Regions from separate parts of the Mus musculus genome. Here region 1 is linked to region 2. The links are chromatin loops, found by intact Hi-C in ENCODE. Cell type or tissue: left cerebral cortex. All regions are shown on one strand.

The links. Peaks named below come from ENCODE experiments on the same cell type or tissue, not always from the same donor. Only the 100,000 strongest peaks of a DNase experiment are listed, where the experiment ranks them.
Region 1: a loop joins it to region 2, with 2.1 times the contacts of the local background. A loop is called at or near these places in 2 of 42 quality-filtered maps.

What each region holds. Positions count from the first base shown.
Region 1 is chr2:104,713,901-104,721,900 of GRCm38, forward strand. Pin1rt1 (protein (peptidyl-prolyl cis/trans isomerase) NIMA-interacting 1, retrogene 1) reads right to left here and starts at 2,390. Exons shown (of 2, transcript NM_001033768.2): 1 at 2,185-2,390; 2 at 26-902. The coding sequence starts at 885. The coding sequence ends at 406. It overlaps Depdc7 (DEP domain containing 7), which reads right to left. Exons shown (of 9, transcript NM_144804.2): 9 at 7,884-8,000. In left cerebral cortex, CTCF peaks have their summits at 4,790 (motif pointing right) and 7,618 (motif pointing right); no DNase peak of the experiment used is centred here.
Region 2 is chr2:104,770,329-104,778,328 of GRCm38, forward strand. It overlaps Qser1 (glutamine and serine rich 1), which reads right to left. Exons shown (of 12, transcript NM_001123327.2): 5 at 7,809-7,925; 6 at 6,991-7,124; 7 at 5,844-6,061. Among named protein-coding and RNA genes, the nearest start is that of Depdc7, 31 kb to the left of the region's middle. In left cerebral cortex, CTCF peaks have their summits at 3,591 (motif pointing left) and 4,656 (motif pointing left); a DNase peak (open chromatin) is centred at 4,650.

The sequences.
Region 1 (8,000 bases), 56 kb before region 2:
ACGAACTTATTTATACATTTTTTAACGGTCCCAGTTTTAATGGAAGGTGTATAGCGTGCTGCATTGCATCTTGAGGCTGAGTTGCTGTGTGTCTGCTTTTTGCAACTGAACAGAGGAATGGAGCATATAACTAACAAGAAAAAAGGCCCTCCTGCCTGCCTCCGAGACCTGGAGGATCAAGTCACCTCTGATCCCCTGAGCCTGGGGGTCTCCCCAACCCAATTGCCCTTCTGAAGTCAATTCCCCCAGGAGCCTGGCTAGGACAGCCCCCAAATGGGGGCAAACAAGGAACGGGATGCTCAGTCCCCCTTCCAGTCACTTTAGGAACAGTACTGTGTGACAGCAGCAGGAAGAGCGTCCATGGGCTTGTGTGGCAGCCGGAGCAGGCTGGCCAGGTGCCTGCCCTCATTCTGTGCGCAGGATGATATGGATGCCTGACTCCGTGAACACGGGCCCACTCATCTCCCCAGTCCGTAGAGCAAACGATGCATCCTCAAACGGTTTCTCCATCTGTCCTCTGCTGAAGGCACCCAGGTCTCCCCTGGCTTTGGCAGAGCTGCAGTCACTGAACTGTGAGGCCAGAGATTCAAAGTCCTCCTCTCCTGACTTAATCTTCCGGATGTAGCCATTGATGAGCTCCAGGGCCTCCTCCTTGCTCCTGGTGATCTTTTCCTGGCGCCAGGATGAGGGCCTCCGAGATTGGCTGTGCTTCACCAGCAGGTGTGAGCAGCGCACCCTGGCAGGCTCACCCTGGCCGTTCTTGCTGCTGCCTTCGCTGGGCCGCTCCCACTGGCTGGCGTTGGTGATGTGATTGAAGTAGTATTCCCGGCCTGAGCTGCGACTCATATACTTCTTCCAGCCGGGCGGCAGCTTCTCGTCTGCCATCTTCGCTCAGGAGTAACCTATAAAATGAGGGTTTATTTAAATAACTAGAGCAAATGGAGGGGAATAATGGTTTCAAACATAAAACACATGTAATTATTACTAAAGATTTAAGCTTGAGCCTCACACACTAAATATAAATATATATGAACACACCACCCTGGGATGCCTAGATGGCTCAGCAAACTTTTGACATGAAAACCAGGCAACCTGAGTTGATTCCTAGAACACACCAGTTAAGGTAGAAGGAGAGAACTGACTGCATACAGTTACACTCAGATCTCAACATGAGCAGTGGCTGGTGTGTTCACATACAATACAGCAGATTAAAAATAAAACAATTCCCAGATGGTTCACTTTAGGAGAATACAACTAAAGAAAGATATTCAACTAATTGAACATTCAATTCTATCTGAATTCAGACTACTGTGCCTAGTTTGCTTTTGTGGGGGATTTGTTTGTTTTTGCTTTTTGAGAAGACCTCTCACTGTGTTGCTAGCTCTTGGCTGGCCTGGGACTCCCTATGTAGATCAGGCTAGCTCTAAATTCACAGAGCTCCAATTGCCTCTGTCTCCCAAATTCTGGGATTAAAGGCATATGCCACCATGCTCAGCTGAAGCAGAAATTCTAAAACTGTATCATCTAAAATCTATTATCAGTAATTCCAGGCAAGAATAAACTTCCCAAGTGATCCAAACATGAAAGCCAGAATGGAACACAGACATACCCTTAGAGAAATCTACCTTCCTTGGGGTTTTAAAACTAAGTAAAAAAAAAAAAAAAAAAAAAAAAAAAAAAAAAAAAAGGCTGGGCGTGGTGGCGCATGCCTTTAATCCCAGCACTTGGGAGGCAGAGGCAGGCGAATTTCTGAGTTCCAGGCCAGCCTGGTTTACAGAGTGAGTTCCAGGACAGCCAGGGCTACACAGAGAATCCCTGTCTCGAAAACAAAACAAAACAAAAACAAAACACTAAGTCTTCCCTGAAGAGGCTAGAGACAACACCAAGACCATTCCATTTTATCTGGGACAATTCATCTGGTTTTTGTTTTGTTTTGTTTTGAGACAGGGTTTCTCTATGTAGCCTTGGCTGTCCTGGAACTGGTTCTGTAGCCCAGGCTGGCCTCGAACTCACAGAGATCTTGTCTGCCTCCGGAGTGCTGGGATCAAAAGCATGCGACGCCACTGCCCAGCTAGGATGATTCATCTGTAATCTTTTGATACTTAAAAGGTTCCCTTTAAATATAAATGTTCATACATGGGCCGGTTCGATCTTTGACTGTAAGGACTGGAAACTCAAACTAACCTTGAGATAAAGTGAGCTCAGCGCCAGACTGCAGTGTGGAGAGAACGGTAACAGCTGTCCCGGAGGTAGACTGTTGTCACCCCCTTGGGACACACAGGATCCCTCTAACTGTTCCTTGTTTCTGGTTTCTTAGTGTTGCTCCCTTGTGTTTTAGATCTAGTCAGTGTATTAAGCAGGGTTCTCCAGAGTCACAGAACGTATGGAAAGTCTCTATATAGTAAGGGAATTCGTTATAATGGCTTACAGTCCGTAGTCCAACTCCCCAACAATGGTCAGCTGTGAATGGGAAGTCCAAGGATCTAGTAGTTGCTCAATCCCATGAGGCTAGTTGTTTCAGCTGGTCTTCTGTAGAAGTAGATTCCCACAGATGGTGCTAGTAAGTAAACGAAAGCAGGCAAAGAGTGAATTTTCCTTATGTAGGCCTTCAGCAGAAGGTGTAGCCCAGATTAAGGGTGTGTACTGCCATGCCTAGATCTGGGCCTTGATTTGTCCCAGGTTGACTTTGAATTTAGAGATCTCCTTGCCTTAGTCTCCTGGGATTAAAGGCCTGTACTACCTTGCCAAGGCCTAAGCTTTTTATAGCCACTATGCCTCAAAATCTCCATGTCAAGGTCCAGGTGAGAAACTTGTGTCTTCCAGCCTCAAGATGTGGATCACAGGTGTGCCCTCCAGATCTGGATTGTAGTTCGTTCCAGATGTAGTCAAATTGACAACCTGGAATAGCCATCACAGCCCGGTAGAATTTGGATTTGCATAAAACCTAGCTCCTTAGTCTGCAGGAGGTTGCCTTTGGATGGAGTGCTCGTCCACAGACGACTCTGCTGAGCAGAGGTCAAGTTTACAGTCACCTAAGCACTGAGCACACAGGTGAGATGGGTCCCTTAGCAGGATCTGAGGAAGACTGGGTGAGAGCACGGAGCTAACAGCGAGGACAGTGACCCAGCATGGTTCTCCAAGGTTTTCAGAGTAGCACTGGTCCTATGGTTTGAAGTTTATAATGTCTTCAGAAAATGACAGCTCTACCATAAAACCTCCTATTCTTGGGCTGATCACCTGGCTCAATGGGTAAGAGACTGCTCAAAGCCTGGCAGCCTGAGCTTGGTCCCCAGGCTCCACAAGGCGGAAGAAACACACGAAGACTGGCAGTTGTGCTGACCTTGCCGTGCCCATTGCATCACACACACAAATGTTATATAGTTTCTAAAAATCTTAGTAAGTTTAAGGTAAGCTCCCTGCTCCAACCCCAGACACTATCTTGCTGTGTAGCTCAGGCTGGCCTGCAACTCACCATCTTCCCATTTCAGCCTCTGAAGTATTGGAATTAGACACAGGACACATCACAGTTGGCTTTTAACTGTGACTATTAGAATGTTTTCCGTGGTCTGACCATTCTGTTAGAATGTTCCTTCCTGAAGCATGAGCAAGTGCTGGGGCCATGGCTCAGCAGTTATGAGTACTGGCTGCTCTTCTAAAGAGGACCTGGGCTTGCTGCCCAGCTTCCACATGGCAGCTCACAACTGCCTAGAACTCCAGTTCCAGGGGATCTGAGCCCCTCTTCTGACCTCAGTAGGCCTCTCTCTCTCACTCTCTCTCTCTCTCTCTCTCTCACACACACACACACACTGTGCACAGGCATACAAAATAAAAGAAATAAAAAGAATGAACAAGCATGGCATGGTGGTACACATCTTTAATTTAAAAAATTTAAGAACTCAGGAGGCAGAGGCAGTTGGATCTCCAAGTTTGAGGCCAGCCTGGTCTAGAGTGAGTTCCAGGCCATCCAGGGTTACACGGGGAACCCATGGCTTAAAAAGCCAAAACCACAAAAAAGAAAAAGAAAAAAAAAAAAAAGCCTGAGCAGTGCTAGCAGTTAGAAACTGAATGTTCCCGTCTTTTCCAGAAGGTGCTAGTTCCAGTAGCCAAAGACTCATGCTTTAACTATGTGCAAAACAAAGATTGTAGACCAGATAGTGTGCAGCCGCTCTGCCAACTATGTGCATCTCACCAGTTTCAGTAGCCTCGATCTGAAAACTTCCTCTCACACTTAAGTCATGATCTTTCACCACTTTTTGTTTTTAAAGGTCTGTTTTAATGTGCATTGGTGTTTTGCCTATGTGTATGTCTGTGTCAGGGTGCCAAATCCCCTGGGATTGGAGTTAGACAGTTGTGAGCTACCATGTGGGTGCTGGGAATTGAACCTGGGTCTTCTGGAAGAACAGACAGGCTCTTAACCACAGTGCCATCTCTCCAGCCCTTCTTTCGTCACTTTTAAAGCTGCCTTTCTTTTTTCTTCTTTCTTTCTTTCTTTCTTTCTTTCTTTCTTTCTTTCTTTCTTTCTTTCTTTCTTCCTTCCTTCCTTTCTTTCTTTCTTTCTTTCAAGATTTATTTAACAGCCGGGCATTGGTGGGGCATGCCTTTAATCTCAGCACTTGGGAGGCAGAGGCAGGCAGATTTCTGAGTTTGAGGCCAGCCTGGTCTACAGAGTGAGATCTGAGCAGCCAGGGCTATACAGAGAAACCCTGTCTCAAAAAACAAAACAAAACACCCCCCCAATAAATTATTTATGTATGTGAATCCACTGTTGATGTTTTCAGACACACCAGAAGAGGGCATCAGATCCCACTACAGATGGTTGTGTACCACCATGTAGTTGGTGGGATTTGAACTCAGGACCTCTGGAAGAGCAGTCAGTGCTCTTAACCGCTGAACCATCTCTCCAGTCCCAAGCCATCTCGATAGTCCCTGCCTTTTTTTGTCTCTTTGGATTTTTGTTTTGTTTTGTTTTTTGAGACATGGTTTCTCCGTGTAGCCCAGGCTGTCCTAGAACTCACTCAGTAGACCAGGCTAGCCTTGGACTTAGAAATCTGCCTGCCTCTGCCTCCCAAGGGTTGGAATTAAAGGTGTGCGCCACCACTGCCCGGCTTGCCTGTTTCTTAATTTTGCCTCAAATCTGTCTTTCCCAAGGTAATTGGTTTCATAAGTACTATAGCTGTCAGCTTTCTGTTTGAAAACTACCTGATGTTAGTTTTGTCAAAAAATAAGAGATCACTCATTGTATGCTAGCAGATTGGGAAATTAAGCTTTCCTACTGCTTTAATGTTTTCTATTACCCTGTTTCTGTATGTGTGTGTATGTGGGTATGTGTGTGTACATATGTGCCATAGCACATATGTGGTCAGAGGAAAACTTATGGAAGGTGGGTCTCTCCTTCTACCATGTGGGTCCTGGGAACTGAACTCAGTTCAACAAGCTTGGTGGTGAGTATCTTAACCCACTGAGTCATGGTATCAGTCCCGAGTTTTCCCTACTTCTTAGTAAGAGACTAACCGGGGAAGTAGCTCAATTAGTAGAATTCTTGCCTTGCATGCACAAAGCCCTAGATTTTGTTTCCAGTGTTGCTTAAGCCCTGTGGTGGTACACACCAATCACCATAGCTCTTGGGAGGTAGACACAGAAGGATCAGGAGTTCAAGGTCATCCTCGGTTACTTTGGGAGTCCAAGCCCAATACACACCTGTAATCCCAGCATCCTATGCTGAGGTGGGAAGGGGACAGAACTGTCTGGAGCCTAGAAAGCCAGCTGGCCTAGAGTGTGCAGAACAGCAAAGCAGAAAGGAGCCTCTGCCTCAGAAACAGGCAGGAGAACCGACCCCCAAAAGTAGTCCTCTGACCGCCACATCCACATTTCCGCACACTCAAGACATGGACTTGTAAAAACAAATTGAAAATTTAAGAAGGCTAAAATAAAATATAAAATTCAGCCTTATAAAATGTTAGGATGAAAAAAGACATATTGTGGTGTTACTTTATAGTACATATCCACCTACTAGCTATGTCTAGTCAGTGTAGTCATTCCTAAATAATCATTAAGTTGGTTAAGATAGCTTAAAACTAACTATATTTAGCAATTTATATGAAATACCGGATACAAAGAAAGATAATGAAGGATTAATGTATTTCCAAAGTGGGTTGGAAACATTGTTTGGATCCTTATTTGAATAACCATGAGGAAGTTGGAGCACAAATTGTCTATTAGTATTAGTTAATATTAAGGCATTATAGAACTTTGTGACAATGATTAGTTTTTTGTTGTTTTTTGAGATAGGGCCTGTTTGTAGCCTTGGCTGTCCTGGAACTCTTTATGTATGTAAACCAGACTGGCCTTGAAATCAGACATCTACCTGCCTCTGCTTCCTGAGATCTGCGATTAAAGGTACGCTTCCCCAGGCCCTGTAGTGGTTAGGTTTTAATGCACTTTGGACAGATGTGCTGAGTGGTAGTGCTGTCTAAAATGTGTTGGAATGATAGCAAAGAACAGACAAGGATACAGACTAAACAATATAGCCCTTTAAGAAATTATGGTTAATACTGTTGATGTGCATATGTGAAAGTTCATTTATTCCAGTCTCTTTTTTATATACTCGAAAGCCCTTCAAATAAGCTTAAAATGTTTAATTTTTTTTTTTAAAACATCTGTTGACTTACAGGTGATTCTGCTAGACTCCTCCCAGGGACTTGAATGATGATCTGCAGCCTGGTGCAGGTGGCACACTGAGTGACATAAAAGAGCTGCTTGCTACCCCAATGTGCTTCCCCCTCCCTCGCTCTCTCTGTTCCCAGGATAGTCTCTTTCTGTCCTCCTCTCCCTTCTCTGCCCTCATGGCTCTGCTCCTGTATACCTCTACCCCTTCTCCAGGTCCTTACTCTCCTCCCTCCCCCAAATAAGCCCCCTTATACCAGCCTGTCACATGGTGTAATTTCTCAGGGGGTAACTTGGAATGGGCCTGCCAGGCACCCCTACTTGAACACTTCATATAGTTCATAACACTTTCGAAAATTAATTTGTGGTAGAGAGTCCACTATATAATCAATGTTAGTTTCTGCTTTAACTCTTTAACACAAAAATACATTAATATTTTAATACAAAACATGCTGGGTGTGGTTTCATTCCAGCACTTGGCACACAGAGGCAGTAGTTCTAGGCCAATTTGGTGTATACAAACTCTGTCTCAACAAAATAAAAACTCCCTAATATGTAACTAGGCTTCCTGTTAAGTATTTTTATTTATTATTAGATGTATTTATGTGAGTGGGTATATAGATGTCCCATGTGTGTACATTACCCACAGAGGTCAGAGAAGAAATGTGAGTGTTGGATCCCTCCGAGTTACACATAGTTGTGAGCCACTACGTAGGTGCTGGGATCGAAACCTAGGTCTTCAACAGCAGCAACAAGTACTTTTACCTGCTAACCCATCTCTCCAGCCCCAGGATATTATTACTTTATTTCTTCTTCCTCTTCTTCCTCTTCCTCCCCCTCCTCCTATTTCTTCTTTTTCTTCCTTCTTCTTCTTCTTCTATAGAGCTTCCATCTGAGGAGGCTTTTTTAAGATTTATTTATTTCATGTATGTGGGTTCACTGCTGCTGTCTTCAAATACACCAGAAGAGGGCATTGCATCCCATTACAGATAATTGTGAGCCACCATGTGGTTGCTGGGATTTGAACTCAGGACCTCTGGAAGAGCAGTCAGTGCTCTTAACCGCTGAGCCATATCTCCAGTCCTGAGTATTTTCTTATATAAATACATTACTGCTCTATCCCCCAAATCCCTATGATTTTTTATATAAATTGAACATAATTATAAATCAACTCATCTAACAGGTCAGATGTTACAGCAACACACCATTCTGAGTAATAGTTTTTGACACATATAAAAATTTTTTTATTAAATACAACTTCAAAAATGTACAACTTCATATTTAGACATCCAAGCTTAAAATTTCTTTAGGCTACATAATCTGCCCTTAAAATACAA
Region 2 (8,000 bases):
TGTGGGAGATGGCTCAGTCAGTAAAGTGTTGGCCATGAAGCATGAAGATCTGAATTCAGATCTCCAGTTACCCATACTTTGTTTGTTTGTTTTTCAGACATGGTTTCTCTATGTAACAGCCCTGGCTGTCCTGGAACTCGATTTGTAGATCAGGATGGTCTTGAACTCACAGATATCCACCTGCCTCTGCCTCCCAAGGGCTGGGATTAAATGCATGTGCCACCATGCCTGGCATGGCACACACTTGTAGTCCTAGCACTGGGAAGGTCGAGACAGGAGGATCCTTGGAGACTTGCTGGCCAGCCATTCTTGCTCAGTCATTAGGCTCCAGGTTCAAATGGAAGAGCCTGTCTCAGAAAAGAAAAAGGTGATGAGGAATGAAGGAAGGCACTGGACAGCAACCTCTGGCTTACACACACTCTCGGGCGCCAACACACACATATGCAAGCATACCTAAGCACAGACATAGACAAAGACATTCTAAATGAGTCGGATTGTGGTGATGCACACTGTAATGCCTGCAGTAGTAGGTAAGACTGGGAGGTCAAGAGTTAAAGGTTATCAACAGCAACACACAAGTAGGCTAGCCTGGTATGCATAACACATTCATAGAAGAGCTTGTTTTGTTCTGTTGATGCAGGGTTTTGCACTTAGCAAGTCTTCAAAAGCATTAACCTCCCAAGTGCTGAGATTATAAGTATTGGACTCACTTTATAGACCAGGCTAACCTTGAACTCAGAGATCCTCATGCCTCTGCCTCCCAAGTGCTGGGATTAAAGGGGTGAGTCACCACATCCAACTCTATTTCTACACTTAAAATTATTACAGGGGGCTGGTGAGATGGCTCAGTGGGTAAGAGCACCCGACTGTTCTTCCGAAGGTCCAGAGTTCAAATCCCAGCAACCACATGGTGGCTCACAGCCATCTGTAACGAGATCTGACTCCCTCTTCTGGAGTGTCTGAAGACAGCTACAGTGTACTTACATATAATAAATAAATAAATCTTAAAAAAAATTATTACAGATTTCGAGTGACATGTATTAATTTTTAAATGCAAACATAGCCTACACATATTAAATTCTATCTAAGAATGCAGGATTAAATGAGATTGGTGGTACATGACTGTAATCCCAGTACTCAGGAGACCTATTAGAGTTCAATAAAGGCCAGGTCTGGAGAGATAGCTCAGCAGTTAAGGGCACTGGATGTTATTCCAGAAAACTTGGCTGGAACTGGAATTCTAAGAAGAAAACTGATGTTCTTTTCTGGCCTCTGTGGGTAGAAGGCCCAAATGGGGTATATATACATAAATACAAGCAAAACAGTCATACCTAGAAAATGAAATAAGTCTTAAAACGAGACCAAAATTGGGAACTAGAGAGACAGCTCAGTGATACATACACGGAGAACGTACACTGCTCCTGGGGAGGATGCAATTTGATTCACAGCATCCAAGGTGAGCAGACCATAGCTGCCTGTAACTCCAGTTCCAAGGGATTCAATGTACCCATTTGACCTCTGCAAACACTGCACTCAAATGCACAAATACACATTCTGACACAGACAAACATGGACAAAACAGACAGACAGACAGACAGATAGACAGACACACACACACAGAGCACATAATTAACAATTTAAAAAAATGTCTGTTGGTTCTAAGTAGTGAGGACCCTGCCTCTAAAATGAAAACCAGGCTGGGCATGGTGGCTTGCACCCTAGCACTAGCAAAGGCAGGTGGCTCTGAACTATACAGTGAATAGTAAGTACACAGTGAGAGCCACTGCTACACAGCAAGATTTTGTCTCAAAAACAAACAAAAACAAAACCTAAAACCTGACAGTATGCTGGGCGATGGTGGTACACACCTTTAATCCCAGCACTTAGGAGGCAGAGGCAGGCGGATTTCTCAGTTTGAGGCCAGCCTGGTCTACAAAGTGAGTTCCAGGATAGCCAGGGCTACACAGAGAAACCATGTCTCGAAAAACCAAAAACCAAAACAAAACAAAAAACCTGACAGTATTTATCAATGATAAGATGTAGCTGATTCCATGTATAATTTAGAATTCTAGAAAACTTGTACCCACTATTGTAAGCTGAACACAATATTTAAAGGCTCACTGATGATATCAGTAGTAGCATTACGGAATTATTTGTCTGTATTGATGACTGAACACATGGTCCCATGCACGACAGACAAATCTCCTACTACTAAGCCACACCCCAACTCTAAATGTTATTTTTTAAATATTCTAAGATAAAACAGGACCAAAGAAGAGTCTTAAGAAGAAAATAATAATTATATATAAAACTCTTAAAATTTTAAGCATTGATGTCCTTGGATTTGATTTTAACCACAACAAAAGCACAAAAAACAGAATCAGTAAGTTGGGCTCCATCAGAATGTAAAACATTTAGAAAGACACCATATAGTATTAATAGTAATACTATATTAATATTTTCAAATCATGCATATAATAAAGTTTAAAGCCCGGAATACAGCCAGTTGAAATGAGGCACACAATCATCTCAGTCCTGAGCAGGCAGAGGCAGGGGAGTCAGGAATTCAAAGCCATCTTGAGCTGTACAGAATTGAAAGCTAATTTGGGCTACAGAGACTCTGTCTCATAAAACAAATTCAACCCAGAGACAAAAATCAAGAAATCCTAAATTTAATCCCAAAAGGACAAGGAACCACTAATAAGCTAGTACTGCAGCCCAGCAGTGGTGGCGCATGCCTTTAATGCCAGCACGTGGGAGGCAGAGGTAGGATCTCTGAGTTCAAGACCAGCCTAGTCTACAGATGAGCTCTAGGAGAGCCAGGACTACACAGAGAAACCCTGTCTAGAAACTGCACCCCAAAGCAAGTAAGGACTAAAGAGACATTCCTGCAAAGAAGATATATAACTGTCCAGTAAGCATTCACAGTTAGTCAGGTAAATGCAAGTCACAAACACAATCAAGTCCAGCAAAAAAGCAACACCAGTAAAAGCACTGGGTGCAAGCCTGATACCTGAGTTCAATACCCAGGACACACACTGTGGAAGGAGAGCCGACTTCCCCAATTTGTCCTTTAACCTCCATGTACACAGTATCGCATGTGCTGTTAACACAAATGAACTGTGAAAACATGCTAAGTCAAAAACCCCAAAACACAAGAACACAATACACTGTTCCATGTGTATAAGAAAATTCAGGCCCAAAAAAGGGCTGGGCTCATGCCTTTAATCCCAGCACTTAGGTGGCAGAGGCAGGTGGGATTCCAGGAGAGCCAGGGCTACAAAGAGAAACCCTGTCTCAAAAACAAACAAACAAACAAAATAAAACAAAACAAAAAACCAAAAGGGGGGTGGGGTGGGGCTAGAGGGTCAGTTTTCTTTGCTTGGGAGTATGATTGTTTAAGTTCAATTGCACCAACATACATCATGCATACACTCTCACAATAATAAACAAACAACACAATGAATTAAAAAAAAAAAAAGGTTAGGGGATGGAGAGATGGCTCAGCAGCTACAAGCACTGACTGCTCTTTCAGAGGTCTTAAGTTCAATTCCCAGCAACCACATGTAATGGGATTTGATGCCCTCTTCTGGTGTATTAGAAGACAGCTACAGTGTACTCATTACATAAAATATTTCATTAAAAAAAAGGAAAAAAAGGTTAGGTTACCAGCATAGAGCAGAGGAAAGGGCTAGACACGGCACAGAGGCTAAAGTACTTGCTGTTCTTGTAGAGAACCCAGGCTTGGGTCTCAGCATCTACAGGGTCATTTACAACCATATGTAAGTCAGTTCCAGAAGATCTTATGCGCCTTCTGACCCCTGAAGGTGCCAGGCACACACATGGCATGCATACAGGCAAAATACTCATATACATAAATAGCTAAAAGTATAACTGTCAGGTTTATGTATCAAGAAATATTGGTAATTATCTGAAAAGACAGTTAACATTGTCTTCCCAACATGCTCTCTTCATATTCTTTAACCAAACTAATACACAGTAACTAATGGAATGTAGACAAATATAAAAATAGAACCAATTGTGTTAATAATAATCAATCACTTACAAATATTTTAAACATTTTAATTTAATTGCTACTTTGTAAATCTAAATAGATTGAGCCTATTTGGAATCCTCAAAGCAGTTCAAGACTATAAGAATATTCTGAAGGAAAAAAAAGAGAATATTCTGAAAGAGTTTAAAAATTACCACCATATAGGCCAGGTGTGGTGCCAGATACCTGTAATCCCAAGCACTTGTGAGGCAGAAAGAAGCAAGTGGGTCTCTGAGTTCAAGGCCAGCCTGGTCTACAGTTCGAGTTCCACACAGAGAAAGTCTCCAAAAACCAATGAATGAACGAATGAATGAATACATAACTAAATGCATGCATACACACAAACACCATAAGCCTGGAGACAGTTTAGTGGGTAAAGATACATCCTGTGTCAAGCCTGATGACTGAACTGATTCTCCTAATAGTCTCCTCTGACCTTCACATATGCCATGCCACATGTACACTTACATATGCATGCACACATGCAAGCATACACACAAACCCAACATGTGAAAATAAAATAAAATCACCAGCATTCAAACCCATGTTATAGGTAATTCTCTTAAAGGTCTGAACACACTGCTTAACTAGTGACACCTAGTGGTCTGCCATGTTATTTATGCAAGGAAAATGTTCCTTTTTACCTGAGGGTATAATTACAAGATGCAGAGGCAGGAGGATCTGTGTTCCAGGACAGCCTGGTCTACAATTTAAGCTCCATGACAGCCAGGACTCCTTAGGGAGACGGTCACCAAGCAAAACAGAACACTTTCCATTCTCCTCTTTCATTTCTGTTTCCACTACTTAGGTTTCGATACCATTTTTGCCTGAAACTGGTCTAATAATTAAATTTAAAATTTCGTCATGTTGCTTTTACTTGAGTTCCTCCAAAAACTCTCCTTTGTTTATAAAGACCCCAGGTTTTCAGCTTTAGCTTGTGTACTGGCTAGTTTTGTGTCAACTTGACACAGCTGGAGTTATCACAGAGAAAGGAGCTTCAGTTGAGGAAATGCCTCCATGAGATCCAACTGTAAGGCATTTTCTCAATTAGTGATCAAGGGGGAAAGGCCCCTTGTGGGTGGGACCATCTCAGGGCTGGTAGTCTTGGTTCTATAAGAAAGCAGGCTGAGCAAGCCAGGTGAGGCAAGCCAGTAAAGAACATCCCTCCATGGCCTCTGCATCAGCTCCTGCTTTCTGACCTGCTTGAGTTCCAGTCCTGACTTCCTTGGTGATGAACAGCAGTATGGAAGTGTAAGCCGAATAAACCCTTTCCTCCCCAACTTGCTTCTTGGTCATGATGTTTGTGCAGGAATAGAAACCCTGACTAAGACAGCTTGGCTTCAACAGCCTTCCATTTTCCCTTCATCCTCCTTTGTCTTTACTGTTATGAAATTATGAATGAGAGTCAGTAAAATTTCCTCAAGAGTCATATGGTGGATAGTTTAGCATTTTTCTGGTCACATGGTCTCTATACCACAACTCAAAACTGCAACTAAATGAAATCATGTATTTCCAAACAGTAGCTGTGGAGCTGTATTCCAATAAATTATCCACAAAAGTTGGGTAGCAAACAGCGATGTCTGTAAGCAAGTCTGCCAATCTCTGTCCTCTACATGTGTAGGCTAGATGTGTTCTGTTGGGTGTGGTTTATACAAAGCATAGTGAACTTTGTACAGTAGCATCACTCTGGTACTAAGCAAACCCGATCTGAACTGCCACCACCACCATCCCCCTTCACTCCTGCACACCACCTGTAAGCATCAAAACACTAATTTCTTGGGGAACTCACCCTCATCCTCACTACTGCTAGAACGGACCTCAGGAGATGATTCAGATTGTGATGATGAAAATTCTTCCTTCCATTTCTTCCTTTTCTTTGGTGGTGGCTCAGCCTTTATTTTGAGCTGTTTAGCTTTGGGTTTTGTAGACGGGGTTTTTGTAGTTGTAGTTTTTGATACTGGTGGGTCAGAAGTTTTACTGATACTACTTGGCTTAGATGGAATATTTCTGCAATGTTAAAACAAATTTTATTAAAATCATTAAATCTTTTAAGATTAAAAAAGAGAAAGGACTTTTATGATTTATAAGAAAATAATAAACTTGCTCAGACCAACACTTCCAAAATAAAGTCCATGTGCTATATACAACTCAAATGACTCCCACAGCATTGTCATGAAATAGATTGAGACTGGAACTCTATGTTCAATTATTAAGGGGATATTACCTCAATCTTTATCTCTACCAAACTCCGTATGGATTCATTTTCCAGAGAATATGAGATGTGGAAAGCCAAATCTAGCTCTGATGCTGTGGTGGCCACGAAGTTCTGATGTACAAATGCATCAGGCTGAGACCTCTTAAGATTTGTCCCATGCTAAATCTCAAAATGGGCGGTGATCTTAATTAAACTAGGCCCACTGATGACAGCAGATTGATTAGAGTATCTAGGGTCATCCGCACATTCGAATACCTATCACACAGTTAGTCAGACTAGTTACCTTCTAGATTCATGCTGCAGACAACCCAGGCACATTGATCTAGGATAGGAATTCACTGTGTGCTGACCTGATAATGCACTTGTCTGTGTGTCCCCTAACCCCCAATTATCTTGCTGTAACCTTGACATTCATTTATTTCTTTCACCCTATTGATGGCAAAGAGGGCTTCTGAGAAGTTCTGTCACAAAGAGCTAGATTCAATAAAATTTGCTCCTTCTGTTTTTTTTCCATTTTACTACAGTGACACCAAAAAGACCCAAGCAAAGAAGGAACCTATTCTACCAGAGAGCCACTAGCTTTACAATGTCTACCCCATTCTCTGAAAAGGATTCACCTACTGCAAAAGGTATTGCAGCATTCAGTCCTAACTGACAAGATAGATCCTTTAAACAATAATAATAACCAAATAAGCCAATAAATACATAAGAAAACAAATACCTGATAGTTTGTGAAGGCTTATTTCTTGGCTTTTTGGAACACACTCTGACATATTCCTTTTTGTTTGCATTTTCAATGAACTTCACATATATCCTTTTGTATTTAGTTTTTGCATCTCCAAAATACCCAAGGTACTAAAGAAAAAAAGTATTTTAATTATACAATTATATAGTCTACACATAAATATTATGCTGTTAAGTTCACAGCCACCCATCCTTTGTAGTTTCCAAAATATATCCATAACCAGACCAGACCAATTTTATCCTGATTTTAAGAATGGGCAGGGAGAAAGCAGGAGAGAGAGAGAGAGAGAGAGAGAGAGAGAGAGAGAGAGAGAGAGAGAGAGAGAGAGAGAGAGAGAGAGAGAGAGAGAGAGAGAGAGAGAGAGAGAGAGAGAGAGAGAACGCTCAAGGGAGTAAGCACACATGAGCACGTATGAGTGAGAGCTGGTACCTGAGGAGTTGGAGTTAGAGGAAGTTGTGAGCTTCCTACCATGAACTCAGGTCCAGGTCAAGAGTAGTATGCGCTATTAACTCCAGAGCTATCTTCTCAGCTGTTACTTCACTGTGCACATGTGTCTGTGTGAATGCGTGCATGAGTGCAGGTGTCCTCAGTAATTAGAAGAGAGCATAGGATCCCTAGAGCTGGAGCTATCATTCCACCTGCTTTGTAGGTCTTAGGAATGGATTCCAGGTTCTCTGCAGGAGCAGCCTGTGCTGTTATCAATCAAAAATGTTGATGCATCTGACATCTGACCCCACCTCTGTTCATCCAAGGGTCAGCTTAGAAAAGCGGATAGAATCAAGCATTTCACTTACACTATTTGTAGCTGCAAATTCTCTTTGCCCATCTCGAATTTCAGGAACAAATTTCTGTAACAAAGCTTTCTGTACTTTCCAAATAGCTGGGGGCTCTTTTCCCGTATTTAAAGCCTCCTATAATAAGCAGAATTAATTACATTTAGGAAAATATGATCATGCTTATATTTATAGACTGTTACTGTGAGTGGG